2 separate regions of the Homo sapiens genome follow, and region 2 is linked to region 1. Evidence: chromatin contacts called from ENCODE Hi-C data. All regions are on one chromosome and are shown on one strand. Each heading gives the region's core, a stretch centred on a gene start or an enhancer-like site at or near the end of the contact. The rest is flanking DNA. Distances are from core to core; before and after follow the strand shown. Region 1 holds the start of PROC (protein C, inactivator of coagulation factors Va and VIIIa). Region 2 overlaps MYO7B (myosin VIIB).

Region 1 (7,228 bases), core at 77-2,576:
GCCCGCTCTACGTGGGGCTGAGCTCACACTGCCTGCCTAGAAAGCAGCTCCAGAATGCAGTGGAGAGGGTGCCAGGATGTTTGTGTCCTCCCTGGGGACAGTGGGGTGGCTGCCTCTGCCGGTCTGATGACTGGGCTGAGAATATTAGCTAACGTTGATTGGACACTCATGGTGTCTTTCAAACAATTTTTACAGGATTCACAGGGCAGGCCATGAAGCCAGACTGCACGGTGCAAATTCCAGCTCCAGCACTTACTGGAGGGCAATGTTGGGCAAGATGCTTAACTGCTCCATGCCTCAGTTTCCTCATTTGTAAAATGGATGGAATAACGTGGTGTATCTGTGCCTTAAAGGGTGTTGTGAGAATTAAAGGAGTTAGTCCACATAAAGCTCTCAAAACAGGCTTTGCACATAGCTCATGCTCAGTAAACATGAGATATTATGACTTCAGTTAAGGCTCACAACCACCCAAGAGGTAGTTATTAATGCTGTCAACCCCATTTCATAGAGGGGGAAACTGAGACTCGGAGGAGTTAAGTGGTTTATTAAAAATCCAACCCTTGCTGGTCTCCGTTGATTGCACAGGGAAGTCACCAACCCAGGGGATCGATCAGATTCTGTCCCCCATCCTCCAGGAGTAGGGTCTCACACCATCAGTACACTGCAGGCACCAGACTCGGAAGACTGAGGCAAGGTCCTGGGTCTCCATGTTTACATCCATGCATTACTCGCAGAGCCAGGACTCAAGGCCAGGCCTGTGTGGTTTTAGGCCTGGAAATTCAACCCCTGCCCCAAACCACCAGGTGCTCCAAAAGGCCACAGAGATAGCCCTGGTGGCCAGAGATCAAGGAACCCTCCCCAGTGGATAGGCCACGTGGCCCTCTGCACACCCTACCGGACCCTGCTCTCCATTCTTGCCGACTCCCTCTGAGGCCACTTCTGAGATTTGTTCAAATCCGACACCCCCAAAGGTGGAAGTGGGGTGGGGAGAATGGAGGGTCCTGGGCTCCAAACTGTCTGTTGGAATGGCCCTGGGCCCTGGGGACCCTTGGCCTGGAAAGAGGGAGGCGCATGGCAAAGGGACCTGAGACTGTGGCTGCCAGGCCTGGCCTGTGGAGGGCCTTGTGTCCTTTCACCCCAAGCTCAGGCTTGTTGAGCACCCTGGCTGGAGGATTCAGCCCTCATCACCACCTAGCTCTCTTCTCCCGGGGGCAGCCCTCCCTCCACACCCCTCATAGACCTGCCTGGAGGGGGACTCACAGGGGCGGGTCGTGGAGATACTGCAAGTTCGCCGTCCTGCCGCCATGACAGCCTGGAGTTCGAGTTAATCCATAACCACAAATATTTGCTTGGCCCTCAGCACTGAGGCCTCCCTCTCCATAGACAAACAGTGGCACTAGCACTCCTGGTCCTAGCTCAGCACGGCTTGTTCTGCCCGAAGCCCACCTCTGCCCACCAAGGATGCCGTCCAGCAGGGAGGGAGGTGAGGGCAAAACCCTTGACAGATGTGGTCTCATTTTAGCCCCATAGTGGCTGGCTGAGGGAGGAACGTTGTCCCTGTTTTTCAGATGGGGACATTTTTGCCCAGAGATATTATAGTTTGCCCAAGATCAGCACAACAGGTAATATTCCATATTTCGTCAAATCTAAAATACCATTAATTATAAGACACATGTATTTATGTGCCACCATACAAGAAAAAAGACGCTGTCCCAATGACATGCCATCCCAATTTCTGATACATAAAATCATGAGAAGATGCTCCTTTTTGGGTCCCCAGTGCATAGGTGCTGGGCACTGGGCTCCACCCTCACCTCCAATTGCTCACAAATCACCCCCAATCCCCACCCCCAACACACACACACAATGGCACATAGCATCCCTCTAACCTCTATTTTTCAGGTAAGGACACTCAAGTTTTGTGTTACTCGCCCAGATTCACTGAGCTGGTAGTTGGCAGATTTAATTTGAACTCAGGTCTTGCTGCTTCCATTTGGCCCCTTTTGTGGACCAGTAAGAAAAATGAACGGGATTCCAGAAAGGCTGCAGCAATTTCCTGGCCGGGGTGCCAGAAGGGAGAAGGGCAGAAATAAAGGGTCCAGCTCAGCACCTTTGCCTGTGTCCTGCAGTCTATCAGCATTTATTAAGCGTCTTCCTGCTCCGAACCGGGCTGCACCAGAGATGCCCCCCTTTCCTCCCTGCCCTACCTGTTCCTGGGAAGACTTGCCCACGTTCCTTCTCCAAGTCTGCACCTCTAAACGGGGCATGTGACCCTGCCTCGCTGGCTTCCATTGATTGCACAGGGAAGTCACCAACCCAGGGGATTGATCAGAGGAGTAGGGTCTCACACTGTCAGTACACCATAAGTACCAGACTCGGAAGATTGAGGCCAGGTCCTGGGCATCCATGTTTACGCTTAAAGCAGAGGAAGCTGATGAGAAGGAAGATGCAGGTGTGCAGAGGGGGACTGAGGCCACGGACACCTAGAGAGTCCCAGGGAGCAGCGGAAGGAGGCCCCTGCCTCCTTATGATTGGTGGCACATCCTGGCTTCGGGTGCAGGAGGGTCCCCATGCCCTCCTAAAACCCTATTCCTCCTGAAGTTTCTTTAAATTGGCTGGAACAGCTTGTGTTGATTGTAACCAGATGCCTCCTGCTGAGGCACCACACCATGCTGGGCTGTGGTGGTACCAGGCCCTCCTAGAGGAACAGGGTAAAACTCTAACACTCTAACAAGTCAGGCCCACCTTGCCCAGGGGCAGGTACACATAGGAAATGCTTACAGAATTCAGAGGAGAGGGCAATCAGTACAAGCTGGCATAGCCAGGGGAGGCTGCCTGTAGGAGGTGACACTTCAGCTGGACATCAAAGAGCAGACAGGAGGAAAGACATCCCCCCCAACCCCACCCCAGGTTGGGAGACAGTGGGGAGACACAGAACACAAGCAGTCAGGAGGTGCTAGGAGGGGTGGAGGTGGAGAGGAGGTGGAGGGTGAGGCAATGGATTTTGAAATCGAGACTATGAGAAGTGGAGAACCAGGAGCTGTTTGTGACAGGCTGTGGCAGCTGCCTAGAAAAGCAGAGACAAGCTTCTGGGAACTCAGACAGGAAGCATGAAGACCCCATGCACAACCACAGAAGGCACCAGCTTGTATGTCCCTGTTTGCTTCAGGCGTCGCCCCCGCAAGTCTGCAGAGATCACTGCCCTCTGCTTTGCCTTCCAGGTGCAAGATGTTGTGGGTATTCTTTTGGCGCCGCTTCCCTTCCCCACCAACTTCTCGCCCTCTACTCCTCCCCACCCCAGCACAGGCAGCCGCTCCAGGGCAAGTCTATGCAGGCTCCACACACTGATTCTGACCTGCATAAATGGACTCTGCCCGGGGCACCCATGTCCAAACCAGCCCAGGTGCCCAAAGCACCGGCACCGGTACGAGCCAGGGCGGCTGCAATGCTCCCAAGTGCCCAGTGCTGGGGGTTGGGGGTGCCACGGCTTGGCAGGCTGCCCAGAGGGCGGAAGGGTCCTCTGCAGAGCTCTGCACGCCTGTCGGCCGACGGGGACTCTGCACGGCGGGCTGCGTCACGGCCGCCTCATCGGCTGGCAGCGCAGGAAACCCCGTCACCTTCTCGAGGTAGGGACAGTCCTGCCGCCAGCCGTTCCTGCGATCCCAGGGTCTCTGCAGTTACACCTGGTTCCAGCCGGGGGCGCCGCGCCGCACCGCTCCTGCGGAGGAGCCAGGCGCCCTTCACAGGCGCGGCCTCACCCGCTTTACTTGTCAGGTGTGAGTCGCCCCACGTGCACCCGAACGCGGTCAGGTCCACCCAGGAAGCCGGAGCAGGACTTTGGGCAGCGAGCTCGCTGTGAGTTAGAGAGCAGAGGGACACCTGTGGCTAAGGAATTCGCTGCATGGATGAAGACCCAAGCAAAGGAGCTAGAACCAAATGTGTGTGGGGCAAGGCCAGCCACAACTACCGGAGCAGGCGGGGTTCCAAAGCCCTCAGCTCTGGAGTCACGTTCCCACGGCCTTAAACCTCCGCTAGCCTTTTTCTGACAGGGGGATTTAACTTCCCTGTGTCTCAATGTCCACATTTGTAAAATGGGGTCAGCGTCCGTCTCAGGTGACTGTTATAAGGGTCACGTTAAATCTTTTATTAATTTTTTAATTAAAAAAGTTTTGAAACAGGGTCTCTCTGGCTCTGTCACCCAGGCTGGAGTGCAGTGGCGGGATCACAGCTCTCTGCGGCCTAGATCTCCTGGGCTCAAGCGATTCTTCTGTTTCAGCCACCTCAGTAGCTGGGATCACAGGCCCGTGCCACCACGCCCAGCTGATTTTTAAAAATTTTTAGGAGAGAGGAGGTCTTGCTGTGTTGCTCTAGAACTCCTGACCTCAAGTGATCCTCCCTCCTCAGCCTGCCAAAGTGCTGAGATTACAGGCGGGAGCCACTGTGCCTGGCCTTATTTTTAAGTATTTTATACAAAGTGGACATGGCCTGGGACTTAACAGGACTTCCCACAGGCCTGGGAAGGTCAGGGAGGGGCCGACTAGGAGGGGAAGGGGTCAAGGACAGCTGCTGCTGTGTGGAAGCTCAGACTGCACAGATCCGTTGTACAGATTAGGGCTGATCATTCAGTCAGCCCTAACCTGTACAACACTCCCCACCCCTTGCGTTTTGGCCCTGGCTCTGCCAATAGATGCCAGAAACCCAACTTGAGCTCACTCTGCTGAACAGTGATGAGAGATGGGCTGGTGGTCAGGGCTGACGGGACTAAGGTTCCTTCTCACCCCATGCCACTCCCCTGTGTGGGCATTGCCCATTCTCCATTCTCTCTGCAGGGACGCTGTGCTGCTCAGCCCACCCCAGGCAGGGCAGGGAGGACAGACACTAGAGAGGCTCCCGGGAGCTCCCTGGTAAGAAGTGGAGTGGGATGGATGCAGTCCAACGTCTCTCTCTTTTGTTGTTGTCAGGTTATTGTGGTATAATTTACACACAGGGAAACTCACACTTTAAAAATGTACAGTTCTGCTTGTTTTGACAAATGTATGTTATAGTGCATCCACCACCACATCATGATATACACATTTTCATCACCCTCAGAAATTCTGTGTTCCACCCCAACTCTTGGCAACCACTGATTGGATTTCTATCTCTATAATCTGCATTTTCTAGAATAGCATATAAAGGGAATCCTACAGCACATATATATATTTTTTTGAGTTGGTGTCTTGCTCTCTTGCCCAGGCTGGAGTGCAGTGGTGTGATCTCAGCTCGCTGCAATCTCCACCTCCTGGGTTCAAGTGATTCTCCTGCCTCAGCCTCCTGAGTAGCTGGAATTACAGGCACACGCCACCACACCTGCCTAATTTTTGTATTTTTTAGTTTCACCATGTTGGCCAGGCTAGTCTTGAATTCCTGACCGCAAGTGATCCGCCCACCTCAGCCTCCCAAAGTGCTGGGATTATAGGCGTGAGCCACCGTGCCCAACCAGTACATAGCTTTTTAAGACTACCTTCTTTCACTCAGCATAAAGCTTTTGAGATTTATTCATGTGGAATTCTATATCAGTACTTTATTTCTTTTTATTGCTGACTGGGCTCCATTATATAGATGTGCCACAATCTGTTATCCATTTGCCAGTTCTTGGCTATCATTAAATTAAGCTGCTAGAACATTTATGTATAGGTCCTTGTGTGGGCATATGTTTTCATTTCTCTTGGGTAATATCTAGGAATAAGATTGCTGAGTCATGTGGTGAGTACGTGTTTACTTTTGGGAAAAAAAAATAAAGTCAAACTTTTCCAGAGTGGTGGTGGCATTTTGCATTCCCACCAAGCAATGTCTGAGTGTTCCTGTTGCTCTGCATCCTCACCAGCATTTGGTGTTGTCGGTTGTTTTTTAATTTTAATTTTCAATTTTTAGCCTTCTTAATAGATGTGTAGTGGTATCTCATTGTAGCTTTAATTTTCATTTCCCTCTTCTCTGGTGATTTTGAGCATCTTTTCCTGTGCTAATTTGCTATTTATATCTTCTTTGGTGAAGTGCCAGTTTAAGTCTTTGGGCTGTTTTTTGTTTGTTTCTTTGTTTTTGAGGGTTTTTTAAATTGAGTTTTTAGAATTTGTATGTATCCTAGTAACAAGCCCTTTGTCAGCTAAGTATTTTGCAAAAATTTCCTCTCAGTCTGTGACTTGTCTTTTATACTTAACAGTGTCTTTTAATGAACAGATGTTTGTAATTTTGATGAAGTCCAATTATCAACATTTTCTTTTATGATTCGTGCTTTTGTGTCCTACCAAAGAACACTGCCTTATTCAAGGTCACAAAGGCTTTCTCTTATGTTTTCTTCTAGAAGCTTTATGGTTTTTCACTCTTACATTTACATCTCTGACCCATTTTGAATTCGTTAATTTTGGTATATGGTGTGAGGTAGGGGCCAAGAATCATTCTTTAAAATATATGGAGATCTAGTTGTCACAGTCCCATTTCTTGCAAACACTATCCTTTCTCCCATTGAATTGCTTTGGTGCTTTGTTGAAATCAATTGACCGTATATGCATACATCTACTTCTGGACTCTATTTTGTTCTGTTAATCTATCTTTCATTTTTATGCCAACATTATAATGTCTTAATTGCTATTACAAGATTCAAGTAACTCATGAAATCAAGTAGTGTAAGTCCTCCAACTTTGTTCTTATTTTTCAAAATTGTTTTGGCTATTCTAGGTCCTTTCTACTTCTATATAAATTTTAGAACCAATTTCTCAATTTCTAAAAAAAAAATTCCTGGTGAAATCTTGATTTGGATTGAATTGAATCTATAGAACAATTTAGGAATAAAAGACATCTTAATGTTGAGTCTTCTCATCTATTAGCATGGTATTTCTCTACATTTATTCAGCTCTTTGTTAATTTCTCTCTCCAATGTTTAATTGTTTTCAGGTATAGGTCTTGAACATATTTTGTTAAATTTATCCCTACTTATTTCATGTTTTAAAAATGTTATTGTAAGTGGCATTTTAAAAATTTGAACTTACAATTGTTTGTTGCTAGTGTTTATAAATACAATTGACTTTTTAAATTGAGACATTATTTCTTGATTCTATAAACATGATAAGATGATCAACTATCCCATTTGTCTGGGATTGTACCATTTTTAACACTAAAAGTCCTAAAGAAGAAGCCAAAAAGTTAAAGGGAAGTAAACTCTCCCTTGGGAAGAGAAAAGTCGAGGTTTTCA
Region 2 (7,228 bases), core at 1-2,500, 140 kb before region 1:
TCCTAATCCAACAGGACTGGTGTCTATAAAAAAGGAAGAGGCACCAGAGTGAGATGCATGCACGCTCTCTCTCTCTCCCTTTCTCTCTCTCTCTCTCTTTTTCTTTCTCCCTCTCCTCACCCCCAAGCACAGAAGAAAGGCCATGTGAAGATAAGATGAGAAGACAGCCATCTACCAGCCAGGAAGAGAGGCTTCACCAGACACCAACCCTAAAGGCACCTTGACCTTGGACTTCCAGCTTCCAGGACTGTGAGAACGCAAATGTCTGTGGTTTAGGCCATCCAGTCTGTGATACCTTGTTATGGCAGTCCAAGCCCCAGTGAAGTCAGACAGTCCGGCTGGGTTCTAATCTCTACTCTATATTACAGGAGTTATACGGCCTTGGGAAAGTCACTTAACTGCTCTGAACCTTAACTTTCTTATCTGTTGAAAGGGCCCGCTTCACAGGGCTGCTGTGAAGATGGAATGCCCTATGGCAGGGACCCCGCATAGTGTCCAGCACAGAGGGCACCACAGAGGGCTCAACAACCACATGGGCCCTCTGAAAGACTTATTCATTAAAAACATGACCACTCTGCACTTTGGGAGGCCGAGGCGGGTGGGCAGATCACCTGAGGTCAGGAGTTCGAGACAAGCTTGGCCAACGTGGTGAAACCCTGTCTCTACTAAAAATACAAAAATTAACTGGGCATGGTGGTGGGTGCCTGTAGTCCCAGCTACTCAGGAGGCTGAGGTGGGAGGATTGCTTGAACCTGGGAGGCCGAGGTTGCAGTGAGCCGAGATTGCGCACTCCAGCCTGGGTGACAGAGTAAGACTCTGTCTAAAAAAAAAAAAATTACTCTCCTCTCAAAGACTTACAATCTCTGAAGACAGAGCAGGCCTGCAATTGTAATTGTGAGTAATAGGGCCCCAAGAGGTGTTTTTCTAAACTCTGCTTGCAGTTAGTCGCATTCCCAGAGGGACATTTGGCGTTGATGCATCCCGTGGCATATTCCTTTGTGAAATGTTTGGCTTTGTCTTAAAACCACATCATGCTCCAAAGTGGAGCCACGCTCTCATGTTTGCAACTTAGTTACCAGAAGCGCTCACAACCTGACCTTTTAGACCATGTGTGTCCTTTCTCCAAACTAAAACAGCCTAAGCTCTATTCTGTAACTGAAAACAAGAAGCCAATCTTGGCTGTCCATTCTGTGAGTCAGATGCTGCCAGGCTTAGTGGCAGCACCAGGGGCCGCTGCGTAGTGAAGGTCCTCCTCGCAGCAGTGTGCTCCAGCAGCCAGGAACGATGTCCTGTGTGGCTTTGCACTCAGGAGGAGAACATTCGGGGCATTTTCTTATCAAAGAGCACTTCGCAGCACTGTCCTGCTCTCCTGGACTCTGTAGGGCATGGGGCAAGGGTGGAAATGTGGAGGGCAGGGAAGGATGCACAGGCTGGTTTGGGGCCTCTGCTCTCTGGGCTCACCAGCCTCTGAGCTCTCCACCCTGCACTCCCCGCCGCCAGGCTTCTCAAGGCCTGTCCCTGCCTCCCAGGGCAGGGCAGTTCCCCAGGGTCTGTTGATTTGACAGTAAATGCAAAACTCCTCTGCTTTCTTCCTGTGGAGGAGCCATCTCTTGGCCACCGGAACACAGGAATATTTGTTGAGTGAAGGGAACACGATGCAGAGTCCAAAGGGGTGATTCAGACCTGGGTTTCAGTCCTACCCATGCCCACAGTTCCCCAGTTCCCTGTTTTCTCTGGGGGAGCTCCCGGCAACTGCCGCAATGAGGCAACTGGGAAATCCCTTTGTTGGCTGGGCAAGGTGGCTCACACCCAGCACTTTGGGAGGCCAAGGCTAGTGGATTGCTTTGAGCTCAGGAATTCGAGACCAGCCTGGGCAACATGGCAAAACCCTCTCCCTACAAAAATACAAAAATTAGCTGGGTGTGGTGGCATGCACCTGTGGTCCCAGCTACTTGGGAGACTGAGGCTGGAAGATCGCTTGAACCCAGGAGGCAGAGGTCACCGTGAGCTGAGATCGTGCCACTGGACTCCAGCCTGGGTGACAGAGTGAGACCCTGTCTGAAAAAAAAAAAAAAGAAAAGAAAAGAAAAGAAAAGAAATCCCTTTATCAAGACAAAGGGACATGTTAAGCCCTACATGAAAGTGAGGGATAACTATACATAACTATACATGTATTGCCGAGGCCAGTGGCTGGCCAAACTTGTTTTCTTTAGATGCTAGAATCTGTCGTGTTTCCTAAACTCCCCTGTCTCTGGTATTTTCCTATAGGGTCTCATTGCCTTTCCTCTCTTTCCTTGGGAGCGATTCAACTTGGCCTTGAGTAACTTACACCAATAACCCCTAGATCAAATCATACAATTCTTACCAGCCTGAACCCCGACATCCTGAGTCAGCAGTTCCACAAGCCTGTATGGAGAGAGAAAGCAGAACGTCAGCTCCATACACAGCCCCAATAGGAGCCCCTGGAGCACAGGAGCTGGGCTTGTTCACCAACACTTCCCTAAGTGCCCGGCATGGGACCTGGCTCAAAAACAATGCTGAATAAATGGATGAATGAGTCACAGTCCTAGCCCAAGTGCAAGAGCTGTTCTCAGCTTCTTCATCCTATGTCACCTTTATTGAAGACGTATTTCATACCCAGTCCTGGGCTTGATACAGGGAGTAGGTGGTTCCCTGTCATCCAGAAGCCCCAATTTTAACTGGTCAGATATCCATGAAAACCAGTCACCGTCACACATCTTGGGAAGTGCTCAGGTAAGCAGCCACTGGAGCTATAGACACAACTTTAAGCCTCACAGCACTGCAGAATGTGCGTGTTCCCTCACTTTAGACATGGGACTCAATGCAGGAAATGCCACTCAGTTAATTAGTAGCACAGCTGGGAATCAAACCCGGATCTGCCTCCTTTCAAACCTGTCCTTAGCACCTGGTGGTTCTAGAGGGAGCAGGCAGCCAGGCCCAAGTAGGCAGCCAGGCCCAGCAGGAGGAGGAGCGGGGAGGAGCCCACTTGTCCCATTTAAAGGAGGAAACCCCGAGTTACCCTGACTGAGTGTTGGCAGCTTCCCCTCCCTGCGCTGAGCAGTGCAAGGTGGGTACCAGGTCTATTGCTAAGCTCTTTAGCCGTGACTTGTGGGATTTTGGTGCACGCATCACCAGCGAAATATACATGGAACCCAATTTGTAGTCTTTCATTCCTCACCCCCTTCCCTCCCTTTCCCCGAGTCCCCAAAGTCCATTGTATCATTCTTACACCTTTGCATCCTCATAGCTTAGCTCCCACTTATGAGTGAGAACATACGATGTTTGGTTTTCCATTCCCGAGTTACTTCACTTAGAATAAGAGTCTACAATCCCATCCAGGTTGCTGTGAAAGCCATTAATTCATTCCTTTTTATGGCTGAGTAGTATTCCATCATACATATGTATATCATATATATACGTCTATATCTCTATATATATGATACATAGATATCACAATTTCTTTATCCACTTGTTCACTGATAGGCATTTGGGCTGGTTCCACATTTTTGCAATTGTGAATCATGCTGCTATAAACATGTGCGTGCAAGTATCTTTTCGAATAGTGAGTTCTTTTCCCCTGGGTAGACACCCAGTAGTGGGATTGCTGCATCAAATGGAAGTTCTACTTTTAGTTCTTTAAGGAATCTCCACACTGTTTTGCATAGTGGCTGTACTAGTTTACATTCCCACCAGCAGTGTAGAAGCATTCCCTTTTCACTGCATCCATGCTAACATCTTTTATTTTTTGATTTTTTAATTATGGCCATTCTTGTAGGAGTAAGGTGGTATCACATTGCAGTTTTGATTTCTATTTCCCTGATCATTAGTGATGTTGAGCATTTTTTCATGTTTGTTGGCCATTTATATATCTTCTTTTGAGAATTGTCTATTCATAACCTTAGCCCACTTTTTGATGGGATTGTTTGGTTTTTTTTCTTACTAATTTGTTTGAGTTCCTTGTAGATTCTGGATATTAGTCCTTTGTCAGATGCATAGTTTGTGAAGATTTTCTCCCACTTTATGGGTTATCTGTTTGCTCTGCTGACTGTTCATTTTGCTGTGCAAAAGCTCTTTAGTTTAATTAAGTCCCACCTATTTATCTTTGTATTTGTTGCATTTGTTTTTTGGGCTCTTGGTCATGAAATCTTTGCCTAAGCCAATGTCTAGAAGGGATTTTCTGATGTTATAGTCTAGAATTTTTATAGTTTTAGGTCTTAGATTTAAGTCCTTGATCCATCTTGAGTTGATTTTTATATAAGGTGAGAGATGAGGATTCAGTTTCACTCTCCTACATGTGGCTTTTCAATTATCCCAGTACCATTTGTTGAATAGGGTGTTATTTCCCCACTTTACGTTTTTGTTTGCTTTGTTGAAGGTCAGTTGGCTGTAAGCAATTGGGTTTATTACTGGGTTCTCTATTTTGTTCCATTGGTCTATATGCCTATTTTTATACCAATACCACAAAAGGGGGAGAGTACTACATCAGGGGAACACCCCGTGGGACAAAAGAATCTGAATGGCAGCCTTGAGTCCCAGAACTTCCCTCTGACATAGCCTACCCAAATGAGAAGGAACCAGAAAAACAATTCTGGTAATATGACAAAATGAGGGTTTTTTTAAAACCCCCAAAAAATCACACTAGCTCACCAGCAATGGGTCCAAACCAAGAAGAAATCCCTGACTTACTTGAAAAAGAATTCAGAAGGTCAATTATTAAGCTAATCAAGGAGGCACCAGAGAAACGTAAAGTCCAATTTAAGAAAATCAAAAAAATGACACAAGAAATGAGGGGAGAAATCTTCATTGAAACAGACAGCATAAATAAAAAACAATTGCAACTTCAGGAAACAAGGGACACACTTAGAGAAATGCAAAATGTTCTGGAAAGTCTCAGCAATAGAATCAAACAAGCAGAAGAAAGAACTTCAGAGTTTGAAGACAAGCTCTGAATCAACCCAATTCAGAATTAACTCAATTCAACAAAGACAAAGAAAAAAGATTTTTAAAAAATGAACAAAGCCTCCAAGAAGTTTGGGATTATGTAAAACAACCAAACCTAAGAATAATTTGCATTCCTGAGGAAGATGAGAAATCTAAAAGTTTGGAACACATTTTTTGGGGAAGAATCAAGGAAAACCTTCCTGGCCTTGCTAGAGATCTAGACATCCAAATACAAGAAAGAACACCTGGGAAATTCATCACATAAAGATCATCACCTAGGCACATTGTCATCAGGTTATCTAAAGTCAAGACAAAGGAAAGAATCTTAAGAGCTGTGAGGCAAAAGCACCAGGTAACCTATAAAGGAAAACCTATCAGATTAATAGCAGATTTCTCAGCAGAAACTCTATAAGCTAGAAGGGATTGGGACCCTATCTTCAGCCTCCTTAAACAAAACAATTATCAGCCAAGAATTTTGTATCCAGCAAAACTAAGCTTCATAGATGAAAGAAAGATCCAGTCTTTTTCAGACAAACAAATGCTGAGAGAATTTGCCACTACCAAGCCAGCACTGCAAGAACTGCTAAAAGGAGTTCTAAATCTTGAAACAAATCCTGGAAACACATCAAAACAGATCCTCTTTAAAGCATGAATCTCATAGGACCTATAAAACAAAAAAGCAATTAAAAGGTATACAGGCAACAAATAGCATAATGAATGGAATAATACCTCACATTTCAATACTAATGTTGAATGTAAATGGCCTAAATGTGCCACTTAAAAGATACAGAATGGCAGAATGGATAAGAATTCACCAACCAAGCATCTGCTGCCTTCAAGAAAATCACCTAACACAAAAGGACTCACATAAACTTAAAGGGGTGGAAAAAGACATTCTGTGCAAATGGACACCAAACGTGAGTAGGAGTAGTTATTCTTATATCAGACAAAACAAGCTTTAAAGCAACAGCAGTTAAAGAAGACAAAGAGGGATATTATATAATCATAAAAGGCCTTGTCCAACAGGAAAATATCACAATCCTAAATATACATGCACCTAACACTGGAGCTTCCAAATTTATAAAACAATTACTACTAGACCTAAGAAATGAGATAGCAGCAACACAATTAATAGCCGGGGACTTCAATACTCCACTGGCAGCACTAGGCAGGTCCTCAAGACAGAAGTCAACAAAAAAACAATGGATTTAAACTATACCCTGGAATGAATGGACTTAACAGATATTTACAGAACATTCTACCCCACAACCACAGAATGTACATTCTATTCCTCAGTGCATGGAACTTTCTCCAAGATAGACCATACGATAAGCCACAAAACAAGTCTCAATAAATTTAAGAAAATTGAAATTATATCAAGTACTCTCTCAGACCACAGTGGAATAAACCTGGAAGTCAGCTCCAAAAGGAACCTCCAAAACCATGCAAATACATGGAAATGAAATAACTAGCTCCTGAATGATCATTGGGTCAACAATGAAATCAAGATGGAAATTTAAAAATGCTTCAAACTGAACGATAATAGTTACACAATCTGTCAAAACCTCTGGGATACAGCAAAGGCAATGCTAAGAGGAAAGTTTATAGCCTTAAATGCCTACATCAAAAAATCTGAAAGAGCACAAATAGGCAATCTAAGGAAGGTCACATCTCAAGGAACTAGAGAAACAAGAACAAACCAAATCCAAACCCAGCAGAAGAAAGGAAATAACCAAGATCAGAGCAGAACTAAATGAAATTGAAACAACAACAACAACAAAAACCCACAAAAGATAAATGAAACAAAAAGGTGGTTTTTTGAAAAGATAAATAAAATTGATAGACCATTAACAAGATTAACCAAGAAGAGAGAAGATCAAAATAAGATCAGTTAGACGGCCAGGCACGGTGGCTCAAGCCTGTAATCCCAGCACTTTGGGAGGCCAAGGCGAGTGGGTCACGAGGTCAGGGGTTCAAGACCAGCCTGGCCAAGATGGTGAAACTCCATCTCTAACAAAAATACAAAAAATTAGCCAGGCATGGTGGTGGGCACCTGTAATCCCAGCTACTTGGGAGGCTGAGGCAGAGAATTGCTTGAACCTGGGAGGCAGAGGTTGCAGTGAGCTGAGATCATGCCACTGTGCTCCAGCCTGGGCAACGAGAGTGAAACTCCATCTCAAAAAAAAAAAAAAAATCAATTAGAAATGAAACAGGAGGTATTACAACTGACACCACAGAAAGACAAAAGATCATTTAAGGCTACTTG

Evidence for each region. A loop is a pair of places that touch in the nucleus more often than their neighbours do. Pooled maps may share reads with other maps.
Region 2: a map of aorta shows a loop between it and region 1 (2.0-fold over the local background). The contact joins the enhancer-like site here to the promoter of PROC in region 1. A Hi-C loop is called at or near these places in 1 of 168 maps with a recorded cell type or tissue (aorta), 2 of 37 single-sample maps with no recorded cell type and 9 of 50 pooled maps.

What each region holds. Positions count from the first base shown.
Region 1 is chr2:127,412,525-127,419,752 of GRCh38, reverse strand. PROC (protein C, inactivator of coagulation factors Va and VIIIa) reads right to left here and starts at 1,326. Exons shown (of 9, transcript NM_000312.4): 1 at 1,261-1,326. RefSeq lists enhancers at 3,163-3,222, 3,603-4,365.
Region 2 is chr2:127,554,878-127,562,105 of GRCh38, reverse strand. It overlaps MYO7B (myosin VIIB), which reads right to left. Exons shown (of 48, transcript NM_001393586.1): 2 at 2,366-2,406. The coding sequence starts at 2,383. LOC105373609 (a long non-coding RNA gene) reads left to right here. Exons shown (of 3, transcript NR_132317.1): 3 at 128-2,061. Among named protein-coding and RNA genes, the nearest start is that of MYO7B, 23 kb to the right of the region's middle. Within about 2 kb of position 1,250, at least 2 of the 41 ENCODE cell types and tissues checked have a DNase peak (open chromatin) inside an H3K27ac peak, as active enhancers do.